Regions from separate parts of the Homo sapiens genome. Here region 2 is linked to region 1. A link is an interaction called in ENCODE POLR2A ChIA-PET data of the cell type or tissue named here. Cell type or tissue: PC-9. All regions are shown on one strand. Each heading gives the region's core, and the rest is flanking DNA. Links, peaks and the distances in the headings are about the cores only. Region 1 overlaps FXYD5 (FXYD domain containing ion transport regulator 5). Region 2 overlaps LSR (lipolysis stimulated lipoprotein receptor).

Region 1 (2,907 bases), core at 1-2,500:
TTTTTGTCTTAGCAGAGGAGATAACTTGAGGGACAGCCCCCAAGGCGCCAGGTAGCCTTCAGGGGCGGGCAGGGTTGGGGGAGGTAGGAGACTCGGACCGGCAGCCCTGGCTCCAGCTTCATCATCTGTGTCTTCCCTCTCTGGCCAGGCTCTTCGAGGGGATGCAGGAGGCTGGGCACGGTGAGCTGGCAGGGGGCTTGGTCTTCGGGTGCCCAGCAGGTTGTCAGCTCCTGTTTCTGATGGACTCACCTGCAACGATTCCGGCATAACCGGGACAGCTGCCTGCACTTGCCACCTGTGGGTGAAGGAAATGATTCAGTCACGAGCTAGAGTGATATTGATTCTTATCGTGTGTTGTGGGGCTGGGGAACCAGATTGATCAACCCTGCCCCTCGGGAAACTCAAAGGCAACTCCATAAACAAATGATGGAGAAACACACCGAGAACAGCCAGTGCTGGGGCCCTGCGAGAGGCCCTTCCCACACAGGCTCACAGATGAGCCGTTTGGAAACTCCCATTATTTTGTATCTCACTTATTCATTCATTCAGGCACTAAGAACACAGTTGAGGACAAAGAAAAAAATCCCTGCCCTGGCAGAGTTGTCTTTCTATGGGGAAAGACCAACAAGGAGAAAAATTACAAAATCAAATGTATGAAGGTGCTAAGTGGGAGGGTGTTAAGTCCTACAAAGGGAAATAAGGCCAGGAAGGAGGCATGGAGGCCCAGGAGCTGGGCTCATCCTCACAGGGATGGCTACTGGGGCTTCAATGAGGAGGTTACTTTTTTTTTTTTTTTTTGAGACAGAGTCTTGCTGTGTCACCCAGGCTGGAATGCAGTGGCACAATCTCAGCTCACTGCAACCCCCACCTCCTGGATTCAAGCGATTCTCCCGCCTCAGCCTCCCGAGTAGCTGGGATGACAGGCATGTGCCACCAAGCCCAGCTAATTTTTGTATTTTTAGTAAAGACAGGGTTTCACCATGTTGGCCAAGCTGGTCTTGAACTCCTGGCCTCAAGGGATCCACCTGCCTCAGCCTCCCAAAGTCCTGGGATTACATACGTGAACCACTGTGGCCTGCCAAGGAGGTGACATTTGAACAAAGGTCTGAAGGACGTAAGGGAGACACCTGGAGGAAGGGTGTTACAGGCAGAGGGAACAGCAGCGCAAAGGCCTTGAGGTACGAGGACACAGATGGGTTCCAGAGACTCATCTGTGGCTGCTCCAGAGTGAGGGAGGGGGAACTTAGAAGCCAAGGGTACTTTAGAAAACACCTGCCACCCTTGCCTCCTCCAGCCCCTCAGCTCTCTGGCCTCGTCTTCTCCTCTCCCCCAACCTACCCTGTCCTGGCTACTTTGCCTCCTCTGCTGCTATAGCAATGGGCGCAGCTCATTCCTGCCTCCAGGGCTTGGCACTTGCTGCTCTCTCTACCTGGTGATTCATCTCATCATCAGGGATCAGTTCCAATTTCACCACTCCAGGGAGGGCTTCTCTCCCCACCCCTCTCTTCCCTGTCACTCTGCTTTATTTGGCAAATATCTTTCTCTGTATCCACTCATTCATGCATTTATTTGCTTATCATCTTCGACCAGATGTGAGCTCCTGAGGACAGGGACCAGGGCTGCTTGTCACCACCATGCCCCCAGCATCACCCAGCACAGGTTTGGCACAGACTAGGAGCCCACAAATATTTGCTGTTGGAAAAATACATGGCCCCAGAGCTAACGTTCAGGCTCTGCTCTCACACAAACCTGGGTCCAATCCTTCACTGATTCTTTTTTTTTTTTAAGTAAAAAAAATTATTTGTGTAGAGATAGGGTCTTGCTATTTTGCCCATGCTGGTCTTGAACCCCTGGGCTCAAGCCATCCTCCCACCTTGGCCTCCCAAAGTACTGGGATTACAGGAGTGAGCCACCGTGTCCCGCCAGCAAATGAATTTACTGACTCTTCTGTGCTGTGTGACCTTAGGCAAACTCCTTAACTCTCTGAGCCTTAACTTCTCCACTGGGGTGAGAATAGGACCTGGTGCAAAGTCAGGATCAACACATACATGTTGTATGACCGAGGCAACAGTGCTTGACTCTCAGATTCAGTGGGGATCACGCACACATCAGGAATCATGTCTTATGATTGTTAGAATTCTGCCTCTCCCCTTAAGGCAAAAAAAGATGTGGCTATGCTCATTTTCTTGATGAGGAAGTTGGACAAGAGAGGTAATGAAACTTGGCATTGGTTATACAGATTAACTGATAGCTCGTGTTTTATTTCACCCACAACATTTTAAAAACCTTTTTAAAAAATTAGTTTCTCTGCTTGTTATTCTGCCTTTCCCCACAACTTCCTCTCCCTGCATGGGGCCCTGGGCCCCTTGCCCTCTGGTTAAGCATTGGCAGGAGACAGGGGGGTGGGAGGAGAGGGAGGTTTAGGTATCTGATCCCCACCACCCCTGCTCCCTCCTGGTTTGGTCACAAGTGAGGCAGTGGCTGGAACCCTCTTTCTGAGGCCACAGCTCCTGCCAGCAGCCCCACCTCCAGTTCCATCTCTCACCAGGCCTCCTGCAAAGCCAGTGCCTCCTCTTGTCCCTCAGGCTGGGGGATAACAGGTCCCCATCCTTGCTAGTCCTAGGGCACTGCACCATCTCATTGCCCTGCCTGTACCTCCAGAGATATCACTCTATTAAACTTTCTCCAGTTAATCGTTTGCAGGTCCTTCTGCCACCTGCCATGACCCTGATCAACACAGCTGTCAACATTTGAGTACCAAAAGATTTTACAGAAACATTAAGCTCTTAAAAGAGTAGTTACTCTGGCTGCTTCAAGCCTCTATTCTTGCTGGATTGAGTGGGTGGGGTTGTTCCATGAGGCATTTAATCCTCAGTTATCTCCTCCTGACACAGCCTTTTTCAGCCC
Region 2 (2,907 bases), core at 171-2,670, 86 kb before region 1:
CCTCTGCCTCCTGGGTTCAAGCGATTCTCCTGCCTCAGCCTCTTGAGTAGCTGGGATTATAGGCGCCTGCCAACATAACTGGCTAATTTTTGTATTTTTAGTAGAGACAGGTTTTTCACTGTGTTGGCCAGGCAGGTCTGGAACTCCTGACCTCAAGTGATCTGCCCGCCTGGGCCTCCCAAAGTGCTGGGATTCCAGGCATGAGCCACCTCGCTAGGCCTGAGCTCTTAATTAACCTCAAAATCAAGAATATAAAAGAGGCCTAAGCCCGGAACCTTTGAGTTATAAATCCTTGCCCTTGCCCTTCTAGAGTTCAGATTCTAACTAGGAAAGAAAGACAAATATAAAATGTTAACTATGTCACATATCAGACAAAGATAAGCTGTATGGAGAAAACGAATCAGGGACAGCAGAGAGTGCCAGGCGTGGAGTGGGGGCTGTGCCATTTTAAACAAGGAGGCCAGGGAAGGCTTCCGGATATGGTGACCTTCAGAGCAGATGTGAAGGGGTTGAGGACACGACTTACCCTAATGATCAGGCATCTAAGCCACTGTTTTTTTGTTGTTGGTGTTGTTTTTTAATTTTGAGATGGGATCTTGCTTTGTTGTCCAGGTTGATCTTGAACTCCAGGGCTCAAGTGATCCACCTGCCTCAGCCTCCCAAAGTGCTGGGATTACAGGCATGAGCCACCGCCCCTAGCCCCCACCGTTTATTGAGCTCTTACTATGTGCTGGGCCCCTCTACACACATTCTTTCATTGAATCCTCATAGAATTCCAAACTAGGTTCTCCTAAATCCCCAGGTTTGCCACAATGCCCTCTTCGTCCATCATTTTTCCACCTGTATCTTTTTTGAGAGGGCCTAGCTTGGTCGCCCAGGCTGGAGTGCAGTGGTGCGATCATGGGTCACTGCAGCTTCGAACTCCTAGGCTCAAGCAATCTTCCCATCTCCAGAGTAGCAGGGTGTGCCATCATGCCCCGCTAAATTTATTTTTTTGTAGTCTCTGGGTCTCACTGTGTTGCCCAGGCTGGTCTCCCAGCTCCTGTCCTCAAGCAATCCTCCTGCCTCGGCCTCCTGAAGTGCTGGGATTACAGGCATGAGCCACCAGTGTCTTCAGATCAGACCCTGACCGTGCCTCTTCAACACTGGAGCTCAAGAGCTGGTCCCTGCTATAAACAAAAGAGGTGGACAGGAACCGCCTGCCATGGCAAACAGATCATATAGGCCAGGGGTTGAAATCTGGCATCTTGTAGGCCGAGGCTGGACCTCACTGTGTTTTGTTTGACCTGTCTGACATTTTCAAAACTCACAAAAAATATAGTTTTCCGGCTTCTTTTGATCCATCCTAAGGTCTGGGCACACCTTCTTCCTGCAGGGCGTACCCTGTTCCTGGTCTTGGGCTGGCCGTGATCTCATCCGGGCTGAGCACTGCTTTCATTGTTTTAGGTCGGGGAGAAGATGCCAGGTCTCCAGTGGGAACAGCAGCCAGGCCTCCTCCACATCTCCAACCTCTGGTTCCTTCTTTATACACCGCAAAGGTGACCTTCATGATTTCAGAGGTCCCATGGGCTCTCTGCTGCAGTGCAGCTGGAGGTGGGGGCACTTGGACCCCAAGGAGCCCGAGGAGGTGGAACAGGGCCTCCTGTCCAGGTGCTGGTCCATCACCCAAAGCATGGAAGGACAAAGCAGGGAATGAGCCACCGGACCGGAGGGATGCCTGGAGTGGACAGCCTTCTACCTTATCCAGGACTATTTTCACTTTTGAAACCAGGATAGGCCGGGCATGGTGGCTCACATCTGTAATCCCAGAACTTTGGGAGGCCAAGGCAGGCAGATCACCTGAGGTCAGGAGTTTGAGACCAGCCTGGCCAACATGGCGAAATCCCATCTCTACCAAAAAGATACAAAAATTAGCCAGGTGTGGTGGTGTGCACCTGTAATCCCAGCTACTCAGGAGGCTGAGGCGGGAGAATCACTTGAACTTGCGAGGCAGAGGTTGCAGTGAGCTGAGATTGCACCACTGCACTCCAGCCTGGGCAACAGAAAAAAAACAACAACAACAGAAAAACCCCAGCACAGTGGGTGACCCTAGGAACACCACGGGGAGTCCACTTTTCCCCATCCTCAAAGCTGAAACAGAGGAAGCTCCTATGGCTATGGGATTTCCTGAAAGGACACACACAATGGATGTTTACACTCAGGGCCTTGATCAAACACAGGCCCAGGTGGGGGTGGTTTGAAAGACCCAGGCCTGTGAGGCCCCTGGAGCATGCAGGGCCCCTTCCCCGAGACAGAGCCTGGGGGGTCATCCTGGACTTTTGCGTCCAGCAGAGGAAGCACCCTCAGTATTTGGCTTGTCCTGGCAGAAGCTTAGCAGTCACGCCTGGTCCAGGCAGGCACAATCCCTGGGTTAGAGAGGAGGGGGCCTAAGCAGCCCTGTGACCTCAATAACAGTAGGATGCTCATGGCTGAGCTGCCCACAGAAATTCAGGGCAAGCAAGCCTGGTGCCTCCTCTGAAACAGGACTGACATAGGCTCAGCCCCTGGAACCCTGCTTCCCATCGATCCTCTAGCAGAATGTGCTCCAGTTCCTGGCTTCTTGGGGTCTGCAAAGGGATGCTCCCTTCCCCGCTCTGCCCCATGCCCAACTTTAAATTCTTGTTTAAGACAGTGAACACACACTAAGACATGAGGTACGTGAGCCTTCATCCCTGGCACCCTGCCCCTCCCCTTCCTCTCTGCCTTCTAGGTTCTGTAAGGCCCAGGCCCAGGCCCTCCTCAAATCATATTCACAGCCCAAGTCATTCCATGTAGCACATCACCCAGTGCTATTTTCTTTTTTCTTTTTTTTTTAAGACGGAGTCTCACTGTTTCCCAGGCTAGAGTGCAGTGGCGCAATCTTGGCGC

What was found. ChIA-PET counts read pairs that join two places held together with the same protein. Peaks named below come from ENCODE experiments on the same cell type or tissue, not always from the same donor. Only the 100,000 strongest peaks of a DNase experiment are listed, where the experiment ranks them.
Region 2: POLR2A ChIA-PET joins it to region 1 with 5 read pairs; 12 of 35 experiments call an interaction of 5 or more read pairs at or near these places.

What each region holds. Positions count from the first base shown.
Region 1 is chr19:35,166,954-35,169,860 of GRCh38, reverse strand. It overlaps FXYD5 (FXYD domain containing ion transport regulator 5), which reads right to left. Exons shown (of 9, transcript NM_014164.6): 9 at 1-295. The coding sequence ends at 246. Among named protein-coding and RNA genes, the nearest start is that of FXYD5, 14 kb to the right of the region's middle. In PC-9, for the core only: no CTCF peak of the experiment used is centred there; DNase peaks (open chromatin) are centred at 330, 750 and 1,450; H3K4me3 peaks cover 918 bases; H3K27ac peaks cover 2,500 bases.
Region 2 is chr19:35,253,264-35,256,170 of GRCh38, reverse strand. All of the region lies in intron 2 of LSR (lipolysis stimulated lipoprotein receptor), which reads right to left. Among named protein-coding and RNA genes, the nearest start is that of LSR, 5.7 kb to the right of the region's middle. In PC-9, for the core only: no CTCF peak of the experiment used is centred there; no DNase peak of the experiment used is centred there.